Linked DNA regions of Homo sapiens: regions 1 and 3 are each linked to region 2. Evidence: read pairs that join two places in POLR2A ChIA-PET (ENCODE). Cell type or tissue: Caco-2. All regions are shown on one strand. Each heading gives the region's core, and the rest is flanking DNA. Links, peaks and the distances in the headings are about the cores only. Region 1 overlaps TULP4 (TUB like protein 4). Region 2 overlaps TULP4 (TUB like protein 4). Region 3 overlaps TMEM181 (transmembrane protein 181).

What was found. Peaks named below come from ENCODE experiments on the same cell type or tissue, not always from the same donor. Only the 100,000 strongest peaks of a DNase experiment are listed, where the experiment ranks them.
Region 1: POLR2A ChIA-PET joins it to region 2 with 6 read pairs; 4 of 35 experiments call an interaction of 5 or more read pairs at or near these places.
Region 3: POLR2A ChIA-PET joins it to region 2 with 7 read pairs; 2 of 35 experiments call an interaction of 5 or more read pairs at or near these places.

The regions. Positions count from the first base shown.
Region 1 is chr6:158,384,367-158,390,011 of GRCh38, forward strand. All of the region lies in intron 1 of TULP4 (TUB like protein 4), which reads left to right. Among named protein-coding and RNA genes, the nearest start is that of SNORA116, 64 kb to the left of the region's middle. In Caco-2, for the core only: a CTCF peak has its summit at 2,892 (motif pointing left); no DNase peak of the experiment used is centred there.
Region 2 is chr6:158,472,887-158,478,531 of GRCh38, forward strand. The region is part of intron 6 of TULP4 (TUB like protein 4); the gene reads left to right. Among named protein-coding and RNA genes, the nearest start is that of TMEM181, 84 kb to the right of the region's middle. RefSeq lists enhancers at 1,874-2,446, 2,494-2,543, 2,864-2,943, 2,964-3,043. In Caco-2, for the core only: no CTCF peak of the experiment used is centred there; DNase peaks (open chromatin) are centred at 2,415 and 2,725.
Region 3 is chr6:158,569,841-158,575,485 of GRCh38, forward strand. TMEM181 (transmembrane protein 181) reads left to right here. Exons shown (of 17, transcript NM_001376852.1): 2 at 3,580-3,683. Among named protein-coding and RNA genes, the nearest start is that of TMEM181, 13 kb to the left of the region's middle. In Caco-2, for the core only: no CTCF peak of the experiment used is centred there; a DNase peak (open chromatin) is centred at 2,341.

The sequences.
Region 1 (5,645 bases), core at 411-5,410, 88 kb before region 2:
AAGCTCCACCTCCTGGGTTCACGCCATTCTCCTGCCTCAGCCTCCCGAGTAGCTGGGACTACAGGCACCCACCACCCCACCCGGCTAATTTTTTTGTATTTTTAGTAGAGACGGGGTTTCACTGTGTTAGCCAGGATGATCTTGATCTCCTGACCTCATGATCCACCCTCCTCAGCCTCCCAAAGTGCTAGGATTACAGGCGTGAGCCACCATGCCCAGCCAGCATTTATTTTTGTATCTTTTTATTAGTTGGCAGTGGTTGATCCTTTCCTGAGGCCAAGTATTTGAATTTGTTTGACAGGTGATTAGCCAGCTGTCTAAATTGGGTTTGAGGTGACATTATAACCCCAACTAGGCATGAGGAGTGACTCCGTGTTAGTCAGAGGCCTCAGACCTGAACTCGCCCTTGCTGGTAACAGCTGAAAGACTCTAGGAGCAAGATATTCAGGGACTTGTGGGACAAGGAGATTGTTGGTTCAGAGGATAGTGTGAAGGGCTTATCTCATAAATATCTGGATTGGCTGTAACACAAAGTGACTGCAAAATCAAATGATCTGCTTGGAAAACTTCCCAGAGGTAGCTTTAGAAGTTCCAAAGAAATGTCAGATTCTATCTCCCAATCCCAAAGTCGGGCTTTTAATTAAGTTAAGAGTTAGTCGACTAAGGCAAATGACCTGATGCTTTTATCTGGAAAGAAGTTATCCTCGCCCACGTCAGTGTGTTGATGCCGTGAATGTAGGTTCCCGTTACTGAGTATACCATTCAGTAATTACCAAGAAAAATAGAAAGAGTGCATGGTCACCTATTGGCTTTCTCCCTCCACACTCACCGAAAGTACCATCTTGATAAAAATATCAAAATATCAGGAGCTTATGATAACAGTTTATTACAAGTAAAACATTCAAAGACTCATCTTGCTGACTTTCTTTTACATCTGGCTACTATTATGTATAATTTCTCTGCAGTCAGGGCATCCAGCGTGGTGCCCTTTAGTTAGGTTGTACCATAGATGATAGTCCACAGAGAAGCATTTTGGTCCCAATAAGCAGCATTTTGTGGCAGAAAGAGCTCTGGAGTCAGCAGACTCTGGCTGCACATCCTGGCTTTCAGGCGAATAAATGCGTCACCTTTGTCAGGCTACTCTTTGAACCTCAGATTCTTCGGTGAAGTGGTGATACTATCTGTGTCAAGGGGTTGTGAGGATTCAACCAGTATTATATGCAGTATGTACATATGTACACATATAATTATATACATATTATATATAAAATATAATTATACATGTACAATATATACAAATATACATGTTTTATATACATATAATTTATTACAGTGTGTGGTATGTAAGTTTCCTGGGTTTTTTTTTTTTAAGTTCCTTATAACTTTTACCCTCTCTTCTCCAAAATAGTCTTGCCATCAGATATGATGACATGCAGCTCAGCTTATGTCAGGAAAAGTCTACAAATGTGGAATATCTTTTTTTTTTTTTTTTTTTTGAGAAAAAGTCTCACTTTGTCACCCAGGCTGGAGCACAGTAGTGTGATCATAGTGCACTGCGGCCTTGAACTCCTAAGCTCAAGCAATCCTCCTGCATCCGCCTCCTGAATAACTGGGACTACAAGTGTGCACCACCACACCCAGATAATTTTTAAATTTTTTGTAGAGACAGGGTCTCACTTTGTTGCTCAGGCTGATCTTGAACTCTTGGACTCAAGTGATCCTCATACCTCAGCCTCCCAAAGTGCTATGATTACAAGTGTGAGCCACTATGCCTTGCCACATCATATAATATCTTGATTTTAAAGACTGCAATTGGCTAGCTGAGATACTCACCCTAAATTTTTTTTATTTAAACCTATTCATAACTCTCAGATCAGACTCCTATTAATTATATGTTTTATTACAAATTTCAGGTAAGGTTGGTTTCTGAATTAGAATAATAAATTTGAAATTTCAGTACTGAAACCTTAATAAAGGGGTCATTACTCAAAATTTAACAAGTAAAGCCATATTAATTTAAAATAATTTGGAGGACATCCAGTCTTTCATGGTGACAAAATGAAATTTATAGAGTACTAATAGATATATACTGTAGCCCTGTTTCAAAGAATAAAACTTGCATAAGGTGCTAATAGAGGCAATGTAATAAATTTTCTTTTTACTCCTTACTATATATCTATTTTTTTTACAAAATAATGTTATAATTGTAACTGTTATATGTAAGAAAGACTCTTTAATTCCTTGACTGTAATTTAATATAGTCACAGAATTCAGATCAGATTTTCCTTAACTAGAAAGGCAGTATACCATAGTGTTTAAGTACAGAGGCATAAAACAGACTGCCTGGATTAGAAATATGACTTTACCACTTGCTAGCTGAACAACTTTAGCTAAGTTACTAAACCTCTCTGTTTTCTCTATTTGTAAAATGGGGACAATAATAGCTTCTATCTCATAAGGTAATTGTGAGAACTGAATGAATTCATGCCTGGGAAGTTGTTAGAATGTCTATCTAGTACACAGTGTTAGCTGTTTCTAGAACTTTGAAAATTGTCAGAGAATTAGTATATTTTCTGTTTATTTCTGTCAAAGCGATTGACAGAAATGAACAGGTGAGAAAAATTAGGATAAAGTAGTAAAAATGAAAAAACATAAAAATAGATGATAAAATTGGGGGGGAAACTGCATACCATGCAGTTGAGAGAGTGGGTAAGTGTGTGGGCCCACAGTGCTGCTCCCCAGTCCTCAGAAAAGAGAAGCTGTGGCCCAGGGACCACAGCAGCACTGTAAGTGTGATGGCTGTTTTTATAGATCTGTCAATTAAAGCTCTCAATACAAGCTTCTTGTATTAATGTCAAAGTGCAGATCTAAACTTGAGACCCCTGCTGGTCAGGAACATCCAAACTGGTAGAGGCCTTAAGTATTAGATGACGATCTGTCAGTCCCGTATATCTATCTTAAAATTTCATGACGTTCTGCAACACAACATGCTGTAATAAATGTCCTAATTTGAGGAAATTGGGACTGTACAGTGGCTGATTAATCTAAAAAAAAGGAAGAAAAATTGATTATAATAGGAAATCATTTTAAAATAATGCATAAACACCTTATACGTTTTACTTTAACTTAAAGCATAATTTAAGTAGCAGCCTGATCAGTAAATAGTTTTTTCTTATGCTGACTTCATGGATACCATGGTGTGTTTTCCATCATCCAAGGCATGTTCTACTTGCTGTAAAACATGACACTGCCAATATTTTACTAAAGGTTCTCATGGGATTTCAGGTTGTCTTTTTTTGCATGTGCGTGCACACACACATACATTGTGGCTTCTTTTTTTTCTTAACTTAAAGCTAATTCACATTATGCAATTCAGCTGTGTCAAGTTTTTGTGTACAATTTAAATGGTTACAACTGTTTCTGATGAGCAAGACTCTAAAGCCACCTGGAAATGGAAGCTAAGTAGTGTGCACTGCCTCTTAAGATTATTATCTCTAATTTTTTACATTTCCTCTCTTAATTCAAGTGAAACCTTTTTAGTGACTTGCCTTCAATGAGTCTTTGCAAATTTAACTTAGTTTTCATAGCTAAATTCATATTTGTGAAAGTAAGTGTAACTCAGACTTCTCCAACAAGTGAATTCTAATTGCAAATAAGACAGTAGAACAGCTAATCAGTTCTACTGTCTTATTTAGTACATATTAACATAGTTACTGAGAGAGAAGTGTGCTTTAAGAGATTCAAGTATCTAAAATGGTTTAGCCAGAGTAATCTCATCTTTTTCTATTTTATTTTTATTTTAGCAGATTGCCAGGCTCTAATTCATATAGCACAAGAAAGTAATTTCTATGCTTAACTAGCAAATAATTAACCATGTAATTTTGTTTCTATAGAAGATTGGTAATAAAATTGAACTTACATACATTGTTTAAAGAAAAATAATCTGCTCGTTTTTCTTTTTTTTTTTTTTTTTTTTTTTTTGAGACGGAGTCTCACTCTGTCGCCCAGGCTGGAGTGCAGTGGGGTGATCTCAACACACTGCAAGCTCCACCTCCCGGGTTCACACCATTCTCCTGCCTCAGCTTCCTGAGTAGCTGAGACTAGAGGCGCCCATCACAACGCCCGGCTAATTTTTTGTAGTTTTAGTAGAGATGGGGTTTCACCGTGTTAGCCAGGATGGTCTTGATCTCCTGACCTCGTGATCCACCTGCTTTGGCCTCCCAAAGTGCTGGGATTACAGGCGTGAGCCACCGTGCCCGGCCTAATAATCTGCTCATTTTCTAATGGAAAAAAAAAAAAAAATGCCTGCATCATAGGTATCCTGCACAGGTATAGTTATATTATTGTTTAACAAATCACTTGAAAAATAAACTTACTGTTTAAAAATATAACTTTTTGAAGACATCAAAGTAAGTTAACCTTAAATTATGGCCAATTAGTGGCATAATTGAAATCTCACAAAAGAAGGATATGACACAGACCAGAGTGGATCCCAGTGTGTCCCTGGGTTCTGCAGAAGCACTCTGTGGTGACAGCAGAGGTGGCACCTCCCACCACGGGTAGCTGCCATGGTGGACACAGTGATTTACTGTTGTTAGTCTGTCGAGGTTTCATTTCTCTCTGATTCCTTGTCTGAGTTTTGAAAATGACTGTCCCAACTCAATGTGATGTGGTGTACTGATTTATAGTGGAACTACAAACCAGAATAAACAACAGTTTCATAATTTTGCCAGGTATATGTTTTTGCTTAAAGTATCTTGATAGGCAAAGGATTTAATTTTATCACAAAATTTATAAAAGGCACCAGGTATGGTGGCTCATGCCTGTAATCCCAGCACTTTGGGAGGCTGAGGCAGATGGATTGCTTAAGCTCAGGAGTTTGAGACCACCCTGGGAAACATGGGTGAAACCCCTTCTCTACAAAAAATACAAAAATTAGCCAGGCATGGTGGTATGCACCTTATGTTCCCAGCTACTTGGGAGGCTGAAGTGGTAGGACTGCTTGAGCCTGGGAGGTGGATGTTGCAGTGAGCCGAGATTGCATCACTGCACTCCACATCCTGGGTGACAGAGTAAGACTTTCTCTCTCTCTCTCAAAACAAACAAACAAACAAGAATTCATAAAAGGCAACTTTTCCCTGAGACAAAAGTGAGACAGCATACTTTTTTTTTAATCATATACGTTTAAAATTTGTATTTTGATGTGGAGATCAATAGAAGTGGATTTCAGGATTTTGTACAATTTTTTTCTAAGGTTTTAATTAATTTATTGCAAAATGCTGTGAAAGGGCATATGAATCATGTGGTGTGCCTTTTTCCTTTGAGCTGGCAAAGAGGGCTTTTGACACAGCTCCTGTGTTCTCATTGTGGACTTGGCCCAGTCATTCCTCCCAGACATCATTTGCAGAGAGACCCTTTGGTTTGAGGTTAGAATATCTATTGTAAAGTAAAGCCTGGTTAATCAAATTTATGTCATATGAGCCAGCAGTTATGCTAGGTAGTTTTATTTGATGGCGGGTGGATCACCTGAGGTCAGGAGTTCAAGACCAGCCTGGCTAACATGGTGAAACCCTATCTCTACTAAAAATATAAAAGTTAGCCGGGTGTGGGTTCAAGTGATTCTCCTGCCAGGAGGCGGAGGTTGC
Region 2 (5,645 bases), core at 264-5,263:
AATTTATCTCATTAGCTGTTATCTGTGACTCTCTATATATTCTTGCATATCTGAAAATATAACAGGTTTTCAGAGTTAGCACTACTGACTGAAGTTTGTAGGCTTCAATAATTTAGGCCCAGGTTTTTGTTTTGTTTTATGGTCTTCTGGCATTGAAGGCCAGTGGAGAGGTCACCCTATATTCTGTAAGGTTCAGTTGTTGATGTGATACTGGGTAAAAAATTAAGAGAAGAGAAGGTGGAAAAAGATGGGTATGGGAATTTAAAAATCAAATAAGAGATTGCATGTGTGATTGTGGACTTCTGTACTCTTGGAGGCGAATCCTATAGCAAAAATAGACTTGCATTCTTTCACTTAGGATTAACTCTGCCTGTTCTGCTGAAGTTGCCCCTGTTGTGCTTTTCCCATTTTTTCTTGTAAGTAGATGAGAAAGTCCTTCATGGGTCTTGTCTGCTTACAAAATACAAGGATGGTTGTGTTCTTTTAAAACTAAAATTTGGTTGACCGAACGCTGAACTAGCTTTTATTACTACAATTTAGTTGGTGGCCAAATCATTATAACTTTGTATTCAAAATTGTCTGTGGCTCCAACCAACGTAGTTTGACGGTGACCGATCACCAACTTGGTCTGTTTTTGTTTGTTTGTTTTTAGACAGAGTTTTGCTCTCGTTGCTTAGGCTGGTGTGCAATGGCGCGATCTCAGCTCACTGCAACCTCTGCCTCCCGGGTTCAAGTGATTCTCCTGCCTCAGCCTCCCGAGTAGCTGGGACTACAGGCATGTGCCACCACGCCCGGCTAATTTTCTTGTATTTTTAGTAGAGACAGCGTTTCACCATGTTGGTCAGGCTGGTCTCAAACTCCTGACCTCACTGATTCTCCTGCTTCAGCCTCCCAAAGTGCTGGGATTACAGGAGTGAGCCATAACATGCCTGGCCTTTTAAAAATTTGTTATAAACAGAGTCTCACTGTCTCCCAGGCTGGAGTGCAGTGGCATGATCATAGCTCACTGTAGCCTCAACCTCCTGGGCTCAAACGATCCTCCTGCCTCAGCCTCCCAAGTAGCTAGGACTACAGGTGTGCACCACCACACCCAGCTAATTTTGAAAATTTGTTTTGTAGAGACAGGGTCTTGCTATGTTGCCCAAGCTGGTCTTGAATTCCTTGCCTCAAGCAATCTTCCTGCCTCAGCCTCCCAAAGTGCTGGGATTATAGGCATGAGCCATTGCACCTTGCCCTTCTTCTGTTTTAAAGTGAACTATTTTGCACATGTTTGTACAGACATAAAACATTTCATCCTACTAGGTGCATTTTCTTCAAGACAGATCCCCCATCCTTCTTAGGGAGAGCTACAGAAAGAACAAACAAAGGGTGGAGAGGGAGGCTGGAGAGCCTCCGACTGTCCCAGGAATCTGCCTCCTCGGTGGCCGGGTAGCCAGTCCTCAGCCCAAGGCCTCCCTCAGTCATCCAGAAACCCTGTGCTGGCACTGCCTGGTTTTCCCTGTCCAGGACCAGTATAGTTGGTTTTTGTTCCTCCTACATTTTCAGAAGACTCTATCCAACTCACTGCTATATACAAAAATAGTAATATAGTGAGGAAGCTTTCAATTCCAATTAAATAGATTTCTCCTCTCAGCCAGGCCTCTGCTCAAACCACCTCCAGGGCAGCCTCCCTGCTCCCTCTCTTCAAAAAGACCCCCTTGCTGTTGCTCTGGCTCTCGCTCAACACTGTTTTTTACTTCACGGAATTTCACTACCTCACGTTATCAGGTAGTTCCTGTCACAGATACTGAGATACAGGTTGAGTACTCCTTATCTGAAATGCTTAGGACCAGAATTGTTGTGGATTTCAGATTTCTTTTTAATTTCAGAATATTTGCATTGTATCAGGTGAGCATCCCAAATCTGAAAATTCGAAATACTCCAATGAATATTTCCTTTGAGCATCTTGTTGGCACTCCAAAAGTCAGATTTTGGAGCATTTTGGGTTTCAGATTTTCAGATTAAGGATACTTCACCTGTATTTATTCTCTCCCTGCCACGCCAGGATGTAAGCTCTACAAGGGCAGAGAATGTATTTGATTCATTGTCAGTCCCCTTATAACTAGCATGGATCTGTCCATTTGTATACATTTAGCAAATATTTATCTAATGACTAACAGCTCAGTAGATAAAAAAATGATTGGCTGGACGCATGGCATGTCTTGTGTACTAGCAGGAGGAGAGGTGGCAGAGTAAGGAACGGGCACCAGGCCTTGATTGCCACACTCCCTGGTGGGAGGTGAGGCAGGGCTGGCCCGCATCTTTTCCTTTCCGGGGCTCAGCCTCAGCATTGAGGGGGAGAAGCCAGAGGAGAAGCCTGCCCCTCCATGGGCCACTCGCCTCCAGCACTGTGGCCTAGAGTTTGTCCTTTCCAGCTGAGCAGTGGTTCTCCCTGTTCCACCAGACCCACACTCCCTGAAATGCAGCTCAGTTTCTTGCACTTTTGCCTCAGATTTAGACGTGTAAAATATGTGAACCTCCCTATGCAAATTAAGATTTGAATGTCATCTGCTTCACAGTTCTAGCCATCAGTTCTAAAAATAGTCGTTTTATGGGATTTGAGAAAGAGATTAAGACCGCAAACTTACAATTGAGTTTTTCCCTAGCAGACAGCAGCTGTTCAAACACAACGTGAATCTGGGAGCTTTGAAGAGCTGTGCTGTTCTGCTGCGGCTCAGCCTAGTAGGCGGAGGTTCTTAGGGAGGAGGTACCTTCAGCATGGGTGAGGTCTGTGGGCCTGCAGACAGTGTGTTCATGTTCTGCCATCACCCATGAACCTAGAGGACAGAGTGATGGAAATTGATGACTGTGAGGTGGCAAAATCAGGACTAGCGTTAGTGAACGCCCCGCCCCGTGTCTGTGGCCACATGCAGTTAGCGCCATTTGACTCTTGTTCTTGCCAAAACTACAGAACATTTGTAGCGAGGGCTTTATAGGCTGGAATACCAGTAAACAGCCAGGGAAAAATTAACACCAGCAGAAATGTGACTTTTAAAAAGTAAGATGACCTGTTAGGGACTTTCTGTGGACTTACAGGGGTCCTGAGAAGTCATACCCTGCTGCCTCACTTCTGACCAAACAGTCATCACAGTCATTCATTTCCCCAGGTCAGTGATGACTCAGAATCTTCAGACAAGAGGGGCAGTTCTTGTTATCTGTCACTCCTTCCCCGTTTTTCTAGCACAGCCTTAAAATTATTATGGCAAAGGTACCAGCGTTTATTTTGCTGCTTTATCATCTTACATGGACTATATGCTACACAAACTAAATTAAATTAAATCAATGTGTCCGTGCCCTGCCCTCTCCCAGAGTAAGTTTTCACTTACTTGGGCAAGTAAATGAGTGCTGCACCCTAATTAATTTAATGTAAATTCCTGTGTTGGTGTTCTTGTCCCATTCTTAGAAGAGGGGATTTCCTGGTAACGTTGCCCTAGATAATAATTATTCCTTTGAGACCCTGCAGACCTCACTTCTCCAGGCTAAATAATTTCAGCCCTTTTTCTCCCAGGTTCTAATGTTCCATCCTTTAATCTTTCGCGTCTTCTCACTCCTGCTTGGCTGAGAATTCCAAGTCGTCCGAGCGAATGCGCTACCTGGTTTGGAGTCACACCATCCTCCCTCGCCTTCGAGATGTGCCAGCGACTGTGTTCCGTGTTCATCCAACCATGCTACCTGCCTAATTACCTGTGGGCTCTCTTCTGCTGTGATGAACCCCGCAGATCATTTATTTATATGCTGTGTAAACAGCCTGTTTCTCTTCCTATTTGCCTTTTCTATAGACATGTTTGGTTTGTTTCTGAGTAAAGCAGCTTTGACCAAATGGACTAAGGGGCCATCTGGGGCTCACGATTTTGTATGTGATGGACAAATGGTTAAATTTTTCAGTGGAGTATTACGCATTCTTTAGGCTGTGGTATCAATATGTTGGCACTTCAGAGAGTCAGCACCATGTAGTAAGATAAGGACCAGCAGTGGAGCTGGGGAGGGATGAGAATCACAGCTCTTCCACCATTTATTACTATAACAAGGTACCTAGCCTGCCTTAGCCTCTCTAACCTCATATGTTAGATGAGAATAATGTTATTCATGTGGGAGAGTAGAACGGATGCAGTGAATTCAGGTATGTGAGCATTTGATGTGCTTGCTGTTGGAATGTAGTTTTGCAGACAAGGTTGTTTTTGTCAGGATGGGTGGTAATTATATATATAAAGGTAACAAAGCTGATTTTCATCTAGTTGAAGGTCTGTGTGAGTGGTTTAAGTTCTTGGTACAAAGATATAAGAGACACATACTTATGATAATTTTATATAAAATATATCATCAACTGTTATACAGAGATAGTTACTATGAAAAGCAGAACTAGGAGGGAGGAGGACAGAGGATAAATACAGAGTGTCTGCCTTTCAGATAGCTGGACTAAAGAGGAATGGGAAATTAGAGGGAAGAAGTGTCTGATGTTTCTGCAGCCAGTCAGGTTGTGCTCATTGAAAACTGTTTTTCCAAACAACCTCATTAAAAAGTGGGCAAAGGACATGAACAAATACTTTTCAAAAGAAGACATACATGCAGCCAACAAGCATATGAAAAATGCTCAACATCATGAACCATTAGAGAAATGCAAATCAAAACCACAGTGAGATACTATCTCACACCAGTCAGAATGGCCATTATTAAAAAATCAAAGAATAATAGATGTCGGCATGGTTGCAGAGAAAAGGAAACGCTTCTACACTGCTAGTGGGAGTGTAAATTAGTTCGGCCATTGTAGAAAACAGTGTGGCAATTCCTCAAAGAATTGAGAACTAACGTTCGACCCAGCAATCCCATTACTGGGTATATACCCAAAGGAATATTTGTTCTATCATAAAGACCCATGCATGCATATGTTCATTGCAGCACTATTCACAATAGCAAAGATATGGAATCAACCTAAATGCCCATCAGCAGTAGACTGGATAAAGAAAATGTGATACATAAACACCATGGAATACTATGCAGCCATAAAAAAGAACAAGATCATGTCCTTTACAGGAACATGGATAGAGTTGGAGGCCACTATCCTTAGCAAACTAACGTAGGAACAAAAAAACCAAATACCATATATTCTCACTTCTAAGCCGGACCTGAATAACAAGAACACATGGATACAGGAAGGGGAACAACTTGAGGGTGGAGAGTGGGAGGAGGGAGGAGGGAGAAGATCAGAAAAAATGCCTGTCGGGTACTATGCTTATTATCCAGGTGACAAAATTACCTGTACACCAAATCCCTGTGACACAGTTTACCTATATAACCTGCTTGTGTACCCCTGAACATAAAAGTTAGAAACAAAAATAAAACCATTTTTTGGGGGACTTGAGCTCTAAGTTATGAATATTGTCTTAGGGGGCTCAGAGGTAAAGGGACAGCAGCGTATCTTTAAGATCAAGCATGATTTTGTTACTAATAGAGCCTCTGTCCTAACCTGTACTTTTGGGGGTTGACGATACCAGAGTAATTTTTCTGTGCATTTTCTGTGTGTTGGTTTGCCCTGTCTTCAGCAGTGATTATGTATTTCTGTAAGTTAATAGGTCCCTTTGTGTGGGGCCTGCCCCCTGTGTGGAATC
Region 3 (5,645 bases), core at 315-5,314, 97 kb after region 2:
TCTGCCTGCCTCGGCCTCCCATGCCCTTTCTGGGATTGCAGGCGTGAGCCACCGCACCCAGCCTCTCATGCCCTTTCTTAAGGCCTCTTTTTGCAACGTTCCTTCTCATTTGCTAAATAACTGTGCTAGTAGGGGGTCAATAATGTGTTTTTGAAATCAAGATTTAAAATATAGTTATTCTGGTTTTCTCTGCTTCCAAGTAATTTCTCTTGTGCTTTTAGCCTCTGCTTGGGTAGTTCTCGGAGCTCCATAGTCTTGGGACTGTGGCTGCCCCGGGGGACGGGACCTCCGAGAACGTTGTAGTGGAGGAACTCAGAAATAGCAGTGTCATTGTTTAAAAGCTACTTGAGCTTTACAGCAGAGGGCCAGAGATAGCAGAGTGTTTCCGTACACTTTTTTTTTTTTTTTTTGAGATGGAGTCTTGCTCTGTCGCCCAGGCTGGGGTGCAGTGGTGCAATCTCAGCTCAATGCAAGCTCTGCCTCCCGGGTTCACACCGTTCTCCTGCCTCGGCCTCCCGAGTAGCTGGGACTACAGGTGCCCGCCACAAAGCCTGGCTAATTTTTTTTTTTTTTTGTAGTTTCAGTAGAGACAGGGTTTCACCGTGTCAGCCAGGATGGTCTCGATCTCCTGACCTCGTGATCCGCCCGCCTTGGCCTCCCAAAGTGCTGGGATTACAGGCATGAGCCACTGCGCCCGGCCCCGTACACTCTTCTTCAATTCACAGGTGGGGAAACAGGTCTGGAGTCAGTATACGTGCCCAAGATGCTGCAGCCCTGCCCTCTGCACCCACACTCTGCAGAGGTAGCTCTGAGACAGCGCTGCAGGCTCCAACCTACACCAACTCCTCTGGGCAAGCCCTGTGGCTTCCCCTCAGGGGGGCACTTCACATAACCTGGCGCATTTATCAAAATGAAGACGTTGACCTTGGTGCAGTACTGTTAACTGAACTAAAGGCTTTATTTGCATTTCCCCACCATCTAGTCCATTTAGCTTTGTGTCATTTTTTTTTTAACTGAAAAGGCCCTGAGCAGCTGTAGGAATCTTCCATTCTGCAGTATTTTGTTTGTTTGTTAGGTTGGTTTTTTTTTTTGAGATGGAGTCTCGCTCTGTCACCTGGCTGGAGTGCAGTGGTGTGATCTCGGCTCACTGCAACCTCCAACTCCCTGGTTCAAGCGATTCTCCTGCTTCAGCCTCCTGAACAGCTGAGATTACAGGCATGTGCCACCACACCCAGCTAATTTTTTAAAAAATTAATTAATTAATTAATTTTTTTGAGATGGAGTCTCGTTCTGTTGCCCAGGCTGAAGTGCAGTGGTGCCATCTTGGCTCACTGCAAGCTCCGCCTCCCGGGTTCGTGCCATTCTCCCGCCTCAGCCTCCCAAGTAGCTGGGACTGCAGGCACCCGCCACCGCGCCCGGCTAATTTTTTGTGTTTTTTAGTAAAGACGGGGTTTCACCGTGTTAGCAGGATGGTCTCGATCTCCTGACCTTGTGATCCGCCCACCTTGGCCTCCCAAAGTGCTGGGATTATAGGCGTGATCTGCCCGCCTTGGCCTTGTGATCTGCCCGCCTTGGCCTCCCAAAGTGCTGAGATTACAGGCCTGAGCCACCACGCCTGGCTGCTAATTTTTGTATTTTTAGTAGAGACGGGGTTTCATCGTGTTGGCCAGGATGGTCTCAATCTCCTGACCTCGTGATCCGCCCGCCTTGGCCTCCCAAAGTGCTGGGATTATAGGCATGAGCCACCGCGCCCGGCCATCTGCAGTGTTAATAACGTATTAAACACACCATGCTTAAACTAAGGAATAGACTTGACACCTGGGTTAACTGCGGAAGGTCAGAGGAGACACTTCTTCCTGGGCCAGCCTTCACACTTTGCAGGGCTTGCCCAGAGGAGTTGGTGTAGGTTGGAGCCTGCAGCGCCGTCCCAGAGCAACCTCTGTGCAGTGCAGGTGCAGAGGGCAGGGCTGCAGCATCTTGGGCACATGCACTCTCTCCAGACCTCACTTTCCCCACCTGTGAATTGAAGGTGTTGAGTTTGCTCCCTGAGGTCATTCCTATGGCTCCTGGGCCTCTGAGGATCTGTCAGGCCCCAGAGCTGAGTTGGGGCCAGGCCACCTCCTTCCCCAGCTCTCTTGTCTCATGTTTGTGGGTGAGTGTTTGCACTGAGTCCCGGGGCAGCTGTGGAGCCACCTATTCTTTATTTCTTCACCCAGTGACCCTGGTCTGTGTGCTCACTGCCCAGGTGGCCATGCAGGCCCTGCTGGGGGCAGCGGGCCTGGCCTTATCAGAGCTACGTCGCAGAGGTGTTGACTCACGGCCTCACCCTGGCCCTGGGACGGGCCTGGCAGTGACTTCCTGCTCTGCAACTGCAGTCTCTCAGGCGTGTGCTGCGGGGATGTGGGCACGCAGGCCCGTGTGAGCTTTGGACCGTGAAGCCAGTAACCTTCCTGCAGGGCCAGGCTGAGCATACTATGTCCATCTCCCTGGGTGGACGTGCGGCTGCCTGTCCCTGAGGTGAGGTGCTCGGTCTCCTTCCCGCTGGTCTGGCTCCCAAGACCAGAACATGCGAGGACAACAGAGAACACAGAAGAGAGAGCAAAACAGACAGCGCCGCACGTCCCTCTGGTCTGTGGGTCTCCTCCTCAGGGCACAGGGCGGGGGCCGGCCACACCCCTTTTGTCGATGGTTTGACTGGGACACAGCCATGCTCGTGCGTCCTGTGCTGCTCAGAGAAGTAGAGCTGTGCCTTGCGACAGAGACCGGTGTTCCCAAAGCCTCACATGTACTACCTGGGCCTTTACAGAGTTTTCTTTTGTTTGCTGGCCCTTGATACAGGATGTTCTAAAAGAAATGATCCCTGCCTCCTAGAGTTTTCCTGTGACTGGGCAGACACCTGGGAGGGCGAGTGAGTTTCCCTGTCTGTGTAAATCACAGAAACCTGCACGGCAAGGCAGCGTCCGTGTTGGGTGGCACAAGGGGAACCTGAAGTTGTGGAGGACTTGGGATGTGGGCTTGTGGGAATGGCAGAGGGAGGAGTGGGCTTGTGGGCTTGTGGGTTGTGAGGTTGTGAGGTTGTGGGCTTGTGGGAATGGCAGAGGGAGGAGTGTGGTGCTGGCAGTACCTGGAGCTTCGAGTGGGGCCTGGCAGTGTCACCCCCATAGGCCGTGTGCTTGTGGGTGTGCCAGTGTGTGTGCGTGTGTGTATGTATGTGTGTGCATGAGATGAGTAGTGGGATCTGGCCACTGCCTCTGTGGCAGTGACCCCTGGGGGGCCTAGGAGCCCCCCTAGTGCATTCTCCTCGAGTGTGGGGTTGGTGTGCTGCGTGCAGACCGCGGTGGCTGGTGTGTCCACGGACCCTCTAACCCGGAACGTGCAGGAACGCGCAGCTCCTGAATTGGCTGCTGAGGCTGTTTTGTCAGGAGGTTACCTGGTGGCAGTGCAGGCCCACTTCAGAAGTGAGGGACTGGGAGGGGAGGTGGGCAGTGTCGTGTGGGGAGGGGTGTTGCTGCAGGGCCGCTTTCCTGTGACCTCCGGGCCTTCCCCTGACCGTCCCTCACTGCTGGCTTCTGCCCCCAGGCTGGCGCCCATGCGGCTCTACACGCTCTCCAAGCGCCACTTTGTCCTCGTGTTTGTCGTCTTCTTCATCTGCTTTGGCCTGACCATCTTCGTTGGGATCAGAGGTAAGGTTCGGTTTTTACTCATTGAATCTTTTGCCATGCGCGGTGGCCCTGGCGTATTGCTTTCGGTCAGCCCAGCTGTGCCCCTATCTTCCACTGCTAAGGGCCCCAGCGTGGAGGGAGAAGTGTCCACAGGGTGGATGGGGTCCCAGCCCTGCGCTTCTAGCTGCTCTGTCTCTTGTGGGGGAGGTGTGCAGTAAGTAGCCCCGAGTGACCCTGGCCATGCCCTGTGCAGCAGCCAGGGGCAGCCTTGACCACATGCCTTCATTGGCCAAGCAAACGTTTCTAATCTGCTGTGCACGAGACCCAGCTGGGCGCTGGTGTGTCCAGAACATGCTGCCTGGTTGGGGAGACAGGCCATGGAAGAGCTCTGATGCAGCTGATGGGGAGGGGAGGAGAGTGGGGGGCTGATGGCTGTGAGCATGGGGCGGGGTGGCTGTAGGAGCAGTGGGATCATCTAGGCCAATCCCCTTTCTCATGGATGGAGAACCTGAGAAGCCAAGTGGTTTTCACAAGGTTCCCAGAGACCCAGGTGTCTTCAGCCCCGTGCAGAGGGCAGGCAACCAGGAGCCTGACTTGTTTGGAGAGAATCTGTTCCTCCATTGCTTTGTTTCCCTCTTAAATAAAATATCTTTTTCCATAAGGGTGATTTCTGGTAGATATTATTTAATTGATTGACTTAATACTAAAGTGTGAATGGCAGTTAGGCTTAACCTGTCCCAGAGGCAATTTGTGCCTCAAAAGGTTAGTTTCTTACCCAAAACTGGGTTGGTAAATGGACGAGGAAGCTGGGGGAGAGTGCTGTTTATCTGATGGTGATGGTGATAATAGCAGCTGTAGCCAACTTCTTTTCTTTCCCGTTAAGTCATCAAGAAATAAAAATTACATTAATTACAGCACAAGATATATCCATGATCTTACTTGATTTTCACTGCTATCCTTTAAGATTGGTAGGGGAGGCATTAATATTCTCATGGTCTCCAGTCTCAGTGGGACCTCAGCCACCTTCTGTTATTTTAAGCCACTCTTCTGTCTCAAACGTCCATGATTATATCAAACCCTCTCCATTCTTGCAGAAATGAGAAATGTAAAGTGTGCACCAAGGCTGAGATACAAGTGATGTTCAGGATTTCTACATCCCCTTCTTTCTTTCCATACAGTACTCTATTAGTCAGAGTTGTCCAGAGAAACAGAATCAATACGAAATATCTACCTATCTGCCTGCCTGCCTGCCTGTCTATCCTGTCTGTCTGTCTGTCCTGCCTGTCTGTCTATTATAAGGAATTGGTACATGATTATGGAAGCTGAGAAGTCCAAAGGTCTGCAGTCAGCAAGTAAGAGGCCAGGAGAGCCCATGGTGTAGTTCCAGTCCAAGCCCAAAGGCATGAGAACTAGGAGAGCTGATGGAGTAAATTTCCAGCTGAGTCCAGGTCCGAGTCTGAAAGCAGGAGACCAGTGTCCCAGCTGGACACAGAGCAAATTCCCCCTTACTCAGCCAATTTGTTTTATTCAATGGATTGGATGAGGTCCACCCACATTGGAGAGAGCAATCTGCTTGACTCAGTCTACCGATTCACATGTTAATCTCATCCAGAAACGACCCACAGACACAATAGAATAATGTTTAACCAAATGTCTCAGCACCCTGTGGCCCAGTCATGTTGACACATAAAATTATCACAAGTACTCTGCTCCTGATTATTTTATGTGATAAGGTTATTACTATTTTAGAGTTAGGAGTACCTTAGGGACTATTGGCTTAGTAACTGTCATTTTGCAAATGAGGAAATCAAGACCCAGAAAGCCTTGTTAGTGAAGACTGGAGTCCAGATTCTTCTTTTTTTTTTGCCCAGGCTAGAGTGCAGTGGTGCAATCTTGGCTCACTGCAACCTCTTCCTCCCCAGTTCAAATGATTCTCCAGTAGCTGGGATTAGAGGCACCTGCCTCCACGCCTGGCTAATTTTT